Regions from separate parts of the Homo sapiens genome. Here region 2 is linked to region 1. A link is an interaction called in ENCODE POLR2A ChIA-PET data of the cell type or tissue named here. Cell type or tissue: HCT116. All regions are shown on one strand. Links, peaks and the distances in the headings refer to the core of each region. The heading gives the core; the rest is flanking DNA. Region 1 overlaps MRPL48 (mitochondrial ribosomal protein L48). Region 2 overlaps PAAF1 (proteasomal ATPase associated factor 1).

Region 1 (5,374 bases), core at 167-5,166:
AGCTTCAAATTCTCCTTACTGGCTTTCCACTCTCAGTGCCCACCACTACCTTCCTTTCTTTTCTTTCTTTTTTTTTTTTTTGCTTGAGAGGGAGTCTTGCACTGTTGCTAGGGCTAGAGTGCAATGGTGCGATCTCAGCTCACTACAACCTCCGCCTCTCAGGTTCAAGCGATTCTCCGGCCTCAGCTTCCTGAGTAGCTGGGATTACAGGTGCCTGTCACCAAACCCGGATAATTTTTTGTATTTTTAGTAGAGACGTGATTTCACTATGTTGGCCAGGCTGGTCTCCAACTCCTGACCTCGTGATCCGCCCACCTCAGCCTCCCAAAGTGCTGGGATTACAGGTGTGAGCCACCACATCCAGCCTCACCATTACCTTTCCCACGTACGCAACCAATACTAGCCTCTCTGTCTATAATGATCCATCTGTTACTTAAATACCTCCCTGGTCAAAACTGAAACATTTTCAGACACTGCTAACTATCTGAATGTTCTCCCACATAGAAAGCCCAAACCCATCTCCCTGTAACTTCTACGGTTTGTGCCTAGTTCCCCACTCTGACATCATACAAAGTAAGTTCAGTTCTTGTTTTTCATACAAGAAGTCAAACCCTTCATGTATTTGAAGGCAATAATCATTGCCTCCAGGTTTTCTCAAGTTCTTTTAAAAATTGTTTTTGTTGGCCGGGCGAGGTGGCTCACATGTGTAATCCCAGCACTTTGGGAGGCTGAGGCGAGCAGATCACCTGAGGTCAGGAGTTTGAAACCAGCCTGGCCAACAGGCTGTATTTTGTAAAAGGCTGTATTTTGTATTTTGTAAAAATACAAAAATTAGCCAGGCACAGTGGTGGGCGCCTGTAATCCCAGGTACTCGGGAGACTGAGGCAGGAGAATCACTTGAACCCAGGAGGTGGAGGTTGCAGTGAGCCGAGATTATGCCACTGCCCTCCAGGGCGACAGAGCGAGACTCTGTCTCAAAAAAGAAAAAAAAAATTGTTTTTGTTTCCAGTCTTTCCTTTAGCCATAACCTTCTAAACATATTTATGTTGATTATCAAAGTCTGCCTTTGGATTGGGTCCTTATGGCTGTTAGGAGCACAAGTTTTATATCCAAACCCAAACACAAATTTGTGTTTGAATATCAGCACTTCCATTTTACTAGCTGTACAGTCCTTGGAAAGTCAGCTGGCCTCACATATTGTTACGGGATTTTTGGAGTGTCATTTTTCTGGCCGGAAAAGTCTGTGGCTGGTGGCATCTTTGCCCGAATTTTGCTCTGGTCCACTGGGCTTGTTTCACCCACTTGTCTTGGCAGGCTGTCCTCCGCTCACACTACCAGCCTGGGTCCCACGCCTGCCAAGGGCAAGTCAGGCATAGGCCAGTGAGGGGTATGTGAGTGAGCATGGGGTCTGGCCAATGTGCACAGTCAGACATGCCGGCTGCTGCAGCAGGGCGGGCAGCTGCAGGTGCTGGCACAGGCACTGGCTCTCTGCGAGGCCGGACCAGGTGCACCACAAGCAGCTTTCACAGCTGGCACTGGGGAACACGTGGCGCTCAGAAGCTTGGAGATGCCAGCAACCACAGGGCTCCAAGGAGGGAGTCACAGCCCTGGCTCAGGGAGCTCCCAGGTCTGGGCTCCCTGAAGGGCTGCAGCTCTTCTTTCCTTCTCTTCACCCACAACCTGGTGAAAAAGGGGCACATCTCAGCCCTGTTTCTGTTGCAGCTCTTTTAGCCCTGCCATTAAACAGGTCCCAAGTTCTTGTCCTGCAACCAGAACAAATGGAGTATGCAGACAAGCGGAGGGTGAGCAAGACAAAGAAGAGCTTTATTGAGTGGCAGAATAGCTCAGAGGAGGACCTTGGAGTGGGCAGCTCCTCTCTGCAGGCAGGTCGTCTGAATGTCTTCCCAGCTCTCAGCAGAGAAGTCTCTAGAGTGGATAGCTCCTCTCTGCAGCCGGTTGTCCCGATGTCTGTTCAGCTCTGGCTGAGCCCAAGGTTGGTTTGTTTGCTTTTTTTTGAGACAGTCTCACTCTTTTCACCCAGGCTGGAGTGCAATGGCGTGATCTCACTGCAACCTCTGTCTCCTGGGTTCAAGGGATTCTCCTGCCTCGACCTCCTAAGTAGCTGGGATTACAGGCGCCCACCACCACGCTCGGCTAATTTTTTTGTATTTTTAGTACAGATGGGGTCTCACCATGTTGGCCAGGTTGGTCTCAAACTCCTGACCTCAGGTGATCTGCCTGCCTTAGCCTCCCAAAGTGCTGGGATTACAGGCATGAGCCACTACACCCAGACCCAAAGTTTTTATGAGCCTCAGAGGGAAGGAAGTACATGTTGATTTGTCCATGGGTGGCCATGGGCAGGCCTGGAAAAGGTACCGTTAAGTTCCCACTCCTGTCCACGGGACTGGCAGCCTAGCCCCAGACTTCAGGCACTCCCTGGCCTGAAGGTGGGGTCTCAATGGGAACCTGCCCCCTTCTGCCCAGGAAGCTGTCTGCCTCTCACTGCCATTCATAGTGCCCTGTAGGTGCCAAGGGGCACGGGCAGGCCACTGCTGAGCTGCCTTCAGCCCCGCTTTGGCTTCCCTCCTATGCCTGTTGGTGCCCAAAGTCCAGAGGGGGCCAAGGAGGCAAGAGGCTGGCGTGTCAGCACTGCCCCGAATGTGTGTACACCTGGCCAGGCTGCGACAGTACCTGGGCTTGGCCCCAGCTTTGCTCCAAGATCAGAGCTGGTGTCGACAGCAGGGAGAAGCCAGGCAGCAGGAGCAGACACCTCTGAGCCTGCGAGGGCTGGGGCAGCCTTCCTGGGCCCCACAAGAGTACACAGATGCCTGGGTCCGCAGTCACAGTTTGGGCGGCCGTAACTGCACTCGGAAGAGCGGAGCTCCTGCTTGCTCCGTGGAGCAAGAGGCCTAGATCCACAGCCATGACTTGGGCACCGCCCCAACTCGGAAGGGGCAGGGCTCCCACTTGTCCCTGGCTCTGACTGGCTCTGGCCACGCCTCCCTGCTGCAGCCAGAGTGATGGCAGCGGCCAATCCAGATGGCCCACGATTTCATTTATATGAAATGACTAGAATAGACAAATCATAGGACGGAAAGATGATTAGTGGGTGCTAAGGGCTGGGAGATGACAGTATGGGGAGTGACTACTTATGGGTAAGGAGTTTCCTTTTGGGATGGTAAAAATGTTCAGGAATTAAATAGTGGTAACAGTTGTACAACTTTGTGAATATACTAAAAACCATTAAATTATCTACTTTAAAAGTGAATAAGCCGGGTGCAGTGGCTCAAGCCTGTAATCCCAGCACTTTGGGAGGCTGAGGCGGGTGGATCACGAGGTCAGGAGATCGAGACCATCCTGGCTAACACAGTGAAACCCCATCTCTACTAAAAAAAAAAAAAATTAGCTGGGCGTGGTGGCGGGTGCCTGCAGTCCCAGCTACTGGGGAGGCTGAGGCAAGAGAATGGTGTGAACCCGGGAGGCGGGGCTTGCAGTGAGCGGAGATCGCGCCACTGTACTCCAGCCTGGGTGACAGAGACTCGGTCTCAAAAAAAAAAAGAGTGAATATTATAATAAATGAATTATATTTTTTAATTATTAAAAAAGAGTCACAAGAAAACTTTTATGACTGCTCAGACTTGCTTGGATCCTGCTGTTATACTTTAAAAAAAAAAAATTCAGAGATGAAGTCCAGGTGAAGTCAGACTTCATCAGAGATGAAGTCCAGGCTCACGCCTGTAATCCCAGCACTTTGGGAGGCGGAGGCAGGTGGATCACCTAAGGCCAGGTGTTCGAGACCAGCCTAGCCAACATGGTGAAACCCTGTCTCTACTAAAAATACAAAAATTAGCCGGGCATGAGGCCAGGTGCAGTGGCTCACACCTGTAATCCTAGCACTTTGGAAAGCCGAGGCGGGCGGACTGGCTGAGCTCAGGAGTTCAAAACCAGCCTGGGCAACACGGTGAGACCCCGTCTCTACTAAAAAAATACAAAAAAATTAGCTGGGTGTGGTGGTGGGTGCCTGTAGTCCCAGCTACTTTGGGAGGCTGAGGCAGGAGAATTGCTTGAACCCAGAAGGCGGAGGTTTCAGTGAGCTGAGGTCACACTATTGCACTCCAGCCTGGGCGACGGAGCAAGACTCCATCTCCAAAAAAAAAAAAAAAATTAGCTGGGCATGGTGGTGCATGCCTGTTATCCCAGCTACTCAGGAGGTCGAGGCAGGAGAATCGCTTGAACCCGGGAGGCGGAGGTTGTGGTGAGCCGAGATCATGCCACTGCACTCCAGCCTGGGCAACAGAGCAAGACTCCAACTCAAAAAAAAAAAAAAAGAAAAGAAGTAAATACTTGCCCTCATAACACAAGTGCTGGATGATACTTCTAAGCCAGAGCTGAGCTCCATTAAACTCAATTCCCTAACTAGATTCTCTTGAACAACTTAACCCAATTTTACAATCTTGTGGTCACCATCTAAAATGTTTGTTTGTTTGTCTGACCTGATTTAAATTTTTTTTTTTTTTCCAGAGATGGAGTTTCACTCTTGTTGCCCAGGCTGGAGTGCAATAACACGATCTCGGCTCACTGCAACTTCCTCCTCCCACATTCAAGTGATTCTCCTGCCTCAACCTCCCGAGTAGCTGGGATTACACACATGCGCCACCACGCCCAGCTAATTTTGTATTTTTAGTAGAGATGAGGTTTCTCCATGTTGGTCAGGCTGGTCTCAAATTCCCAACCTCAGGAGATCCCGCTGCCTCAGCCTCCCAAAGTGCTGGGAGTACAGGCGTGAGCCACCATGCCCGGCCTTGATTTATTTAATTTTATTTATTTATTCAGAGACAGATAGTTTAGATAGATAGATAGATAGATAGATAGATAGATAGATAGATAGATACAGGGTCTCACTCTGTTACCCAGGCTGGAGTGCTGTAGGGTGATCACAGAGCTCGCTGCAGCCTTGGCCTCCCGGGCTCAACTGATCCTCCCACCTCAGCCTCCCGAGTAGCTGGGACTAAAGGAACATGCCACCACACCTGGCTAATTTTTGTATTTTTTGTCAAAACAAGGTTTCAGGCCGGGCGTGGTGGCTCACGTCTGTAATCCCAGCTCTCAGGGAGGCAAGAGGTGGGAGGATAGCTTGAGCCCAGGAGTTCGAGACCTGCCTGGGCAATATAGCGAGACCCTGTTCTCCAGAAAAAGGGAAAAAAAAAAAAAAAAAAACACGAAACAAGGTTTCGCCATGTTGCCCAGGCTGGTCTCAAACTCCTGAGCTCAAGCAATCCACCCACTGCAGCTTTTCAAAGTGTTGGAATTATAGGCATGAGCCACCATGCCTAAATATAAATCCAATCCCTTACCTCAATTCTCACTCCCATAC
Region 2 (5,374 bases), core at 238-5,237, 120 kb before region 1:
CTTTGTGAGAAAGTTTTCGACCCTCAGAATGATAAACGCTGCAAGTGGTGGACTTGTTTTGTGAAGAGACAGTTCATGCTAGAGTCTTTCAAGACCTGGACAGTGAAAGGAGCACGGGCAGCCACCATCTCCAGAGCCCTGGGCAGCATTTTCCAGCAAGATATACGAATCTTTTGCCTTTATTTCATAAAGTTTTATACAGAAGAGAGAAGACCATGTCTTTACTTGAAAAACTCTTGATCAAGAATTTGGGTGGGAGAAAAGAAAGTGGGTTATCAACAGTGATTTGAAATTTTCTGCAGCATTAAGCTGGCGCTTAGTAAGAATAAGTAATAATAAAGAAATTTCTAACATTCCAAAAAAAAAAAGTACAAAAAGTAGAACCATGAGTCAGCTCTTCTCCACCTACACTCCTCATATAACCCACACATCACCTTGCAACAGAGATTTTTTTTTTTTTTTGCGAGGCAGTCTCACTCTGTCGCTGAGGCTGGAGTGCGGTGGTACAATCTTGGCTCACTGCAACCTCCACCTCCCAGGTTCAAGTGATTCTCCTGCCTCAGCCTCCCAAGTAGCTGGGATTACAGGTGCACACCACCATGCCTAGCTAATATTGGTATTTTTAGTAGAGATGGCGTTTCGCTATGTTGGCCAGGCTGGTCTTAAACTCCTGACCTCAGCTGATCCACCCGCCTTGACCTCCCAAAGTGCTGGGATAACAGATGTGAGCCACTGCACCCAGCCAGAGATGTTAATAATCAGTAAAATGGCCTGTAGATAGGACAGAGGAGGCGAGAAATATCAAGGCCTCAGGTGATCTATCCGCCTTGGCCTCCCAAAGTGCTGGGATTACAGGCGTGAGCCACTACACCCAACCTTATTTTTTAATTTTTAATTTTTTTTTTTTTTTGAGACAGAGTCTCACTCTGTCACCCAGGCTGGAGTGCAGTGGCGTGCTCTCAGCTTACTGCATCCTCCACCTCCCAGGTTCAAGTGATTCTCTTCCCTCAGCCTCCTGAGTAGTTGGGACTATAGATGTGTGCCACCATGCCAGCTAATTTCTGTATTTTTAGTAGAGACAGCGTTTCACCATGTTGGCCAGGGTAGTCTCAAATTCCTGACCTCAAGGAATCCACCCGCTTCAGCTTCCCAAAGTGCTGGGATTACAGGTGTGAGCCACCACGCCCAGTCACTATCTTTTTAATATTTTTTTAATTGAAAAAATTATTTTTGAGACAGAGTCTCGCTTTGTCACCCAGGGTGAAATGCAGTGGCACAATCATGGCTCACTGCAGCCTCACCTCCTAGATTCAAGTGATCCTCCCACCTCAGCCTCCTGAGTAGCTGGGACCACAGAAATGAACCACCATGCCTGGCTAATTTTTATTTTTTGTAGAGACAGGGTCTCCTATGTTGCCCAGGCTGACCTCAAACTCCTGGGCTCAAGTGATCCTCCCGCCTCAGCCTCCCAAAATGCTGGGATTATAGGCATGAGCCACTGTGCCCAGCCTACTTGTTTTTTAAATTAAAAAAATATATAAAAAATATTATATTTTGGAGTGACTTTAGGTTTACAGAAAAGTTAGTTAAAGATAATACAGAAGGTTCCCATATGCCCTTAATCAGTTTCAGGTTTTCCCAAATGTTATCACCTTACATTTGTCAAAACTAAGATGCCAATATTGGTACACTACTACCACCTAAACAGCATGCTTTTTTTTTTTCACCAGTCTTTCCTTAACATCCTGGATCCAATCCAGAATACCACTGACTTAGTTGTCAAGTTTCCTTAGTCTCTTTGGTTGACTTTATTTTCAAATCACTAAATTAATATAATCTGAAATGGACTCTGGACTTCTTGTTAAGTGAAGCAGTATCCTTTCCTAACTGTTTAAACCATATTCAGCTGGGTGTTCTGTAAATAACAGCCCAAAACATCCTAACTGACATACTGAAATGCTCAAGGTAGGTAGGTAGTCCCTCCAGGCTGTATAGTCCAGTCCTCCTGACCTACATCATTCCTACAAGGATCCAGTGTCCCTTAATGTACACTTTGCTCCAGGCATTTCCCCAACACCATTCCTGAACTCCATTCCAAAGAGTTTGTCCTGGCTACATTAAGATACTCGCTTTACCTAGAATATGTATGTAAAGCATCAAACACAGTACCTACTACATAGCAGGCCCTCTGGAAATGCTAGTGCTCTTCTTCTTTTGCCCCCGCTTGCCTCATCTATGACTTTGCATATACAATAGCTTCAGCTTTCAGTGTCCCTCTTTACATCTCCAGTGGGTGAAATCTTTATCAGTTTACATGTCACGTAGTTCACGAAGACCTTGCTGACAGCACTCCTACCTCTAGAATTAGCTATTCTTCATTTCCTCATGCAGTCTTCTGATGTAGTCCTTATCAAACTGGACTGCAATCAAATGTTCACACGTCTGTCTGCCTTACTGTGAGCTCCTTTAAGGCAGAAGAGTGGTGGGCATTGAGCTAAATTCTGGGAATAACACAATGAATAAGGCACAGTCACCACCCTCAAGGAGTTTGAACTGGAGGGGGACACAGACAATCACAACGTAGAGTGATAAACACTATTGATAGGTACAATATGCCAAAGAATCATGGGGGACCATGCCCCAACCCAGCCATAGATCAGACACTTAAAACTATGTTTAATTAACTGAACTACAGAGAAGCATCTCTCTCAATTGGCCCATGGACCCACCTTGGCTAGCAATGAATCCATCTCTGACACTTAGCAGGGATAGAACTGGTGCTCCTGATCTGTGGATGACTTGTACCGGAGCCCTAGGATTCAGAGAAAGGGGAAATTTTACTTTCTTTCTTCAAAAGCAATACTTGACTATATTCAACATATAGTACTAACCACATAAGAGCAAACAGGATAAAATGTGAAGAAAGATTAAACATTTCTATGGTTTCTTTCCTGGCAAGAACCTTAACTGGCAGATTAAGGTAATTCAAAAACCATCCATGTCTCTAAACATGAACTAAGTCACCACCCAAATCCTGAGTTTTTAAGGTAGGTATGACATGGGTTGAAGATAACAATATTAGCAGTATGTTAAACTTTTCACTTAACAAAAGAATTAAGATTTGTTGTAAAATATTAAAATTGTCAGGACTCTAAAAAGAAAGAGGCTGAGGCAGGAGAATGGCGGGAACCCGGGAGGTGGAGCTTGCAGTGAGCCGAGATCGCGCCACTGCACTCCAACCTGGGCTACAGAGCAAGACTCCATCTCAAAAAAAAATAAAAAAAAAAAAGAAAGAGAAAGCTGAGTGAGAATCAATTTAATATATATGTAAGTGTGACTTTATAATAGTGATCAGAGATTCCCTATCTCTGTGGAGGCAAAAAAAAAAAAAAAAAAAAAAAAAAAAAAATTAAGTAACTGAAATGATGGAAGAAAAGGTATAAGCTAGTCACCATCTACTGGAATTTATTCCCTACTCTTGGAATAAACTTAGAATGGCAGGTAAGGTCAGAGCAGCTCCTGTTTTCCTGCTGGTATCACTTCTCACCACTGCCCTCATATGCAGGGAACATACCTGTCATAGACTCCTGAAAACAATCCCCTTCACATGCCTTCATATATGGGATTCTATACATGGGATTCTACCGAGGCCAGCTCTTTTCCTCCTTCTTTACTTGGCAACGTCCTACTCAACAAGACCCAATGTTTCTCATTTCCTTGGAGAAGCAGTCTCACCTCCTTCCCTCTCCTTTTTGGTGCTTCCTTAGATTTCTGTAGCTAGCCCTGTCAGACAAGTGATCACACTGCACAACAGTCTTTTACTTGTCCATCTTTACCATTAGACTCCAGGTGCCTCAAAGGCAGAGTCTGTATCTTTTTTTTTTTTTTTTTGAGATAGAGTCTCGCTCTGTTGCCCAGGCTGGAGTCCAGTGGCACGATCTCAGCTCACTGCAACCTCCACTTCCCAGGTTCAAGCGATCCTCCTGCCTCAGCCCCCCAGTACCTGGGATTATAGGTACGTGCCACCATGCCCAGCTAATTTTTGTATTTTTAGTAGAGACAGGGTTTCGCCATGTTGGCCAGGCTGGTCTTGAACTCCTGACCTCAGGTGATCCACCCACCTTGACCTTCCAAAGTGCTGGGGTTACAGGCGTGAGCCACCACGCCCAGCCCAGAGCCTGTACCTTTTATTTCTGGTTTTCAGTGCCTTGAACCAAGCCTGATGCCCACAGAAGCTATTTTCAATAAATATCAGTTGAAAAAAGGAAGGAAATCAAAGGAGGAAGGGACAAAATTGTAGAAATTGTTAAATCCTGCAACAGAGAGATTGTGTGATTCTCTTTGGATATCTTTAAGGCCAAAGAAAAGCCTGTTTAGAAAGGTCATGATCAAAACTACATAACTAACAGAGCTGGGTTCCTTGAACTAAAAATGATCATTCAGGGCTGGGTACAGTGGCTCATGCCTGTAATCCCAGCACTTTCGGAGGCTGAGGCGGGCAGATCACGAGGTCAGGAATTCGAGATCAGCCTGACCAACATGATGAAACCCTGTCTCTACTAAATATACAAAAATTAGCTGGGTGTGGTAGCGCGCACCTGTAATCCCAGCTACTCAGGAGGCTGAGGCAGGAGAATTGCTTGAACCCGGGAGGCAAAGGTTGCAGTAAGCCGAGATAGCACCACTGCACTCCAGCCTGGGCGACAGAGGGAGACTCCATCTCAAAAAATAAATAAATAAATAAAAATAATTCAATCTTTCAATCTTAGGGTAGCCAGGGTCTAATGTAAGAGAAAATTACTGAGCTCTTTAAAATTAAAAGTTCTAGACAATCAATTTAAATGAAATGTTAGTTTATATTTAAGCTTAATTTTCAAAGCAATCATTAGTCAGACAATCATAATGGTATGAATCATATATTTTAATATGAGTCCAGGAATAATAAGAAAAATCAGAAAATTCAGACTGGAAAACCTTTGTAAATGGAAAAATATACCCTTGATTCAATAGTTATCTATATGCTAGGCTAAATCAATGTTAAAGCCAATAAAAATTTCCACTCTGCAGAAGACCTGCATCATGTAAATGAATGGTGACTCACCTTGGACTCCTCACATCCAGCTGATAAATGTTTCCATCTTGAGTCCCAGCCAATAGCAAGAAGCCAGAGAGAAAAGTACAGCAGTTGAAAGCGTCTGAGCCAATAAAGAGGAACACCTGGGAACAAGTAGGAGGCAAAAATGCTGTTTAAAGATTAATTTGTTTCCAAGAATAAACAGGCACCAAAAAAGGAAAAATTTCACTATATTTTGAGATATTTTCTTCCTTCCCCCTTTAATTATTCTCAAATGGTAAATTACACATTCACCAAAAA

The links. ChIA-PET counts read pairs that join two places held together with the same protein. Peaks named below come from ENCODE experiments on the same cell type or tissue, not always from the same donor. Only the 100,000 strongest peaks of a DNase experiment are listed, where the experiment ranks them.
Region 2: POLR2A ChIA-PET joins it to region 1 with 6 read pairs; 6 of 35 experiments call an interaction of 5 or more read pairs at or near these places.

What each region holds. Positions count from the first base shown.
Region 1 is chr11:73,793,702-73,799,075 of GRCh38, reverse strand. All of the region lies in intron 1 of MRPL48 (mitochondrial ribosomal protein L48), which reads right to left. Among named protein-coding and RNA genes, the nearest start is that of MRPL48, 8.5 kb to the right of the region's middle. RefSeq lists an enhancer at 1,435-1,954. In HCT116, for the core only: no CTCF peak of the experiment used is centred there; a DNase peak (open chromatin) is centred at 2,965.
Region 2 is chr11:73,916,388-73,921,761 of GRCh38, reverse strand. PAAF1 (proteasomal ATPase associated factor 1) reads right to left here. Exons shown (of 12, transcript NM_025155.3): 9 at 5,102-5,217; 10 at 2,730-2,812. It also overlaps the pseudogene ARPC3P4. Among named protein-coding and RNA genes, the nearest start is that of DNAJB13, 32 kb to the left of the region's middle. RefSeq lists a silencer at 1,038-1,250. In HCT116, for the core only: no CTCF peak of the experiment used is centred there; no DNase peak of the experiment used is centred there.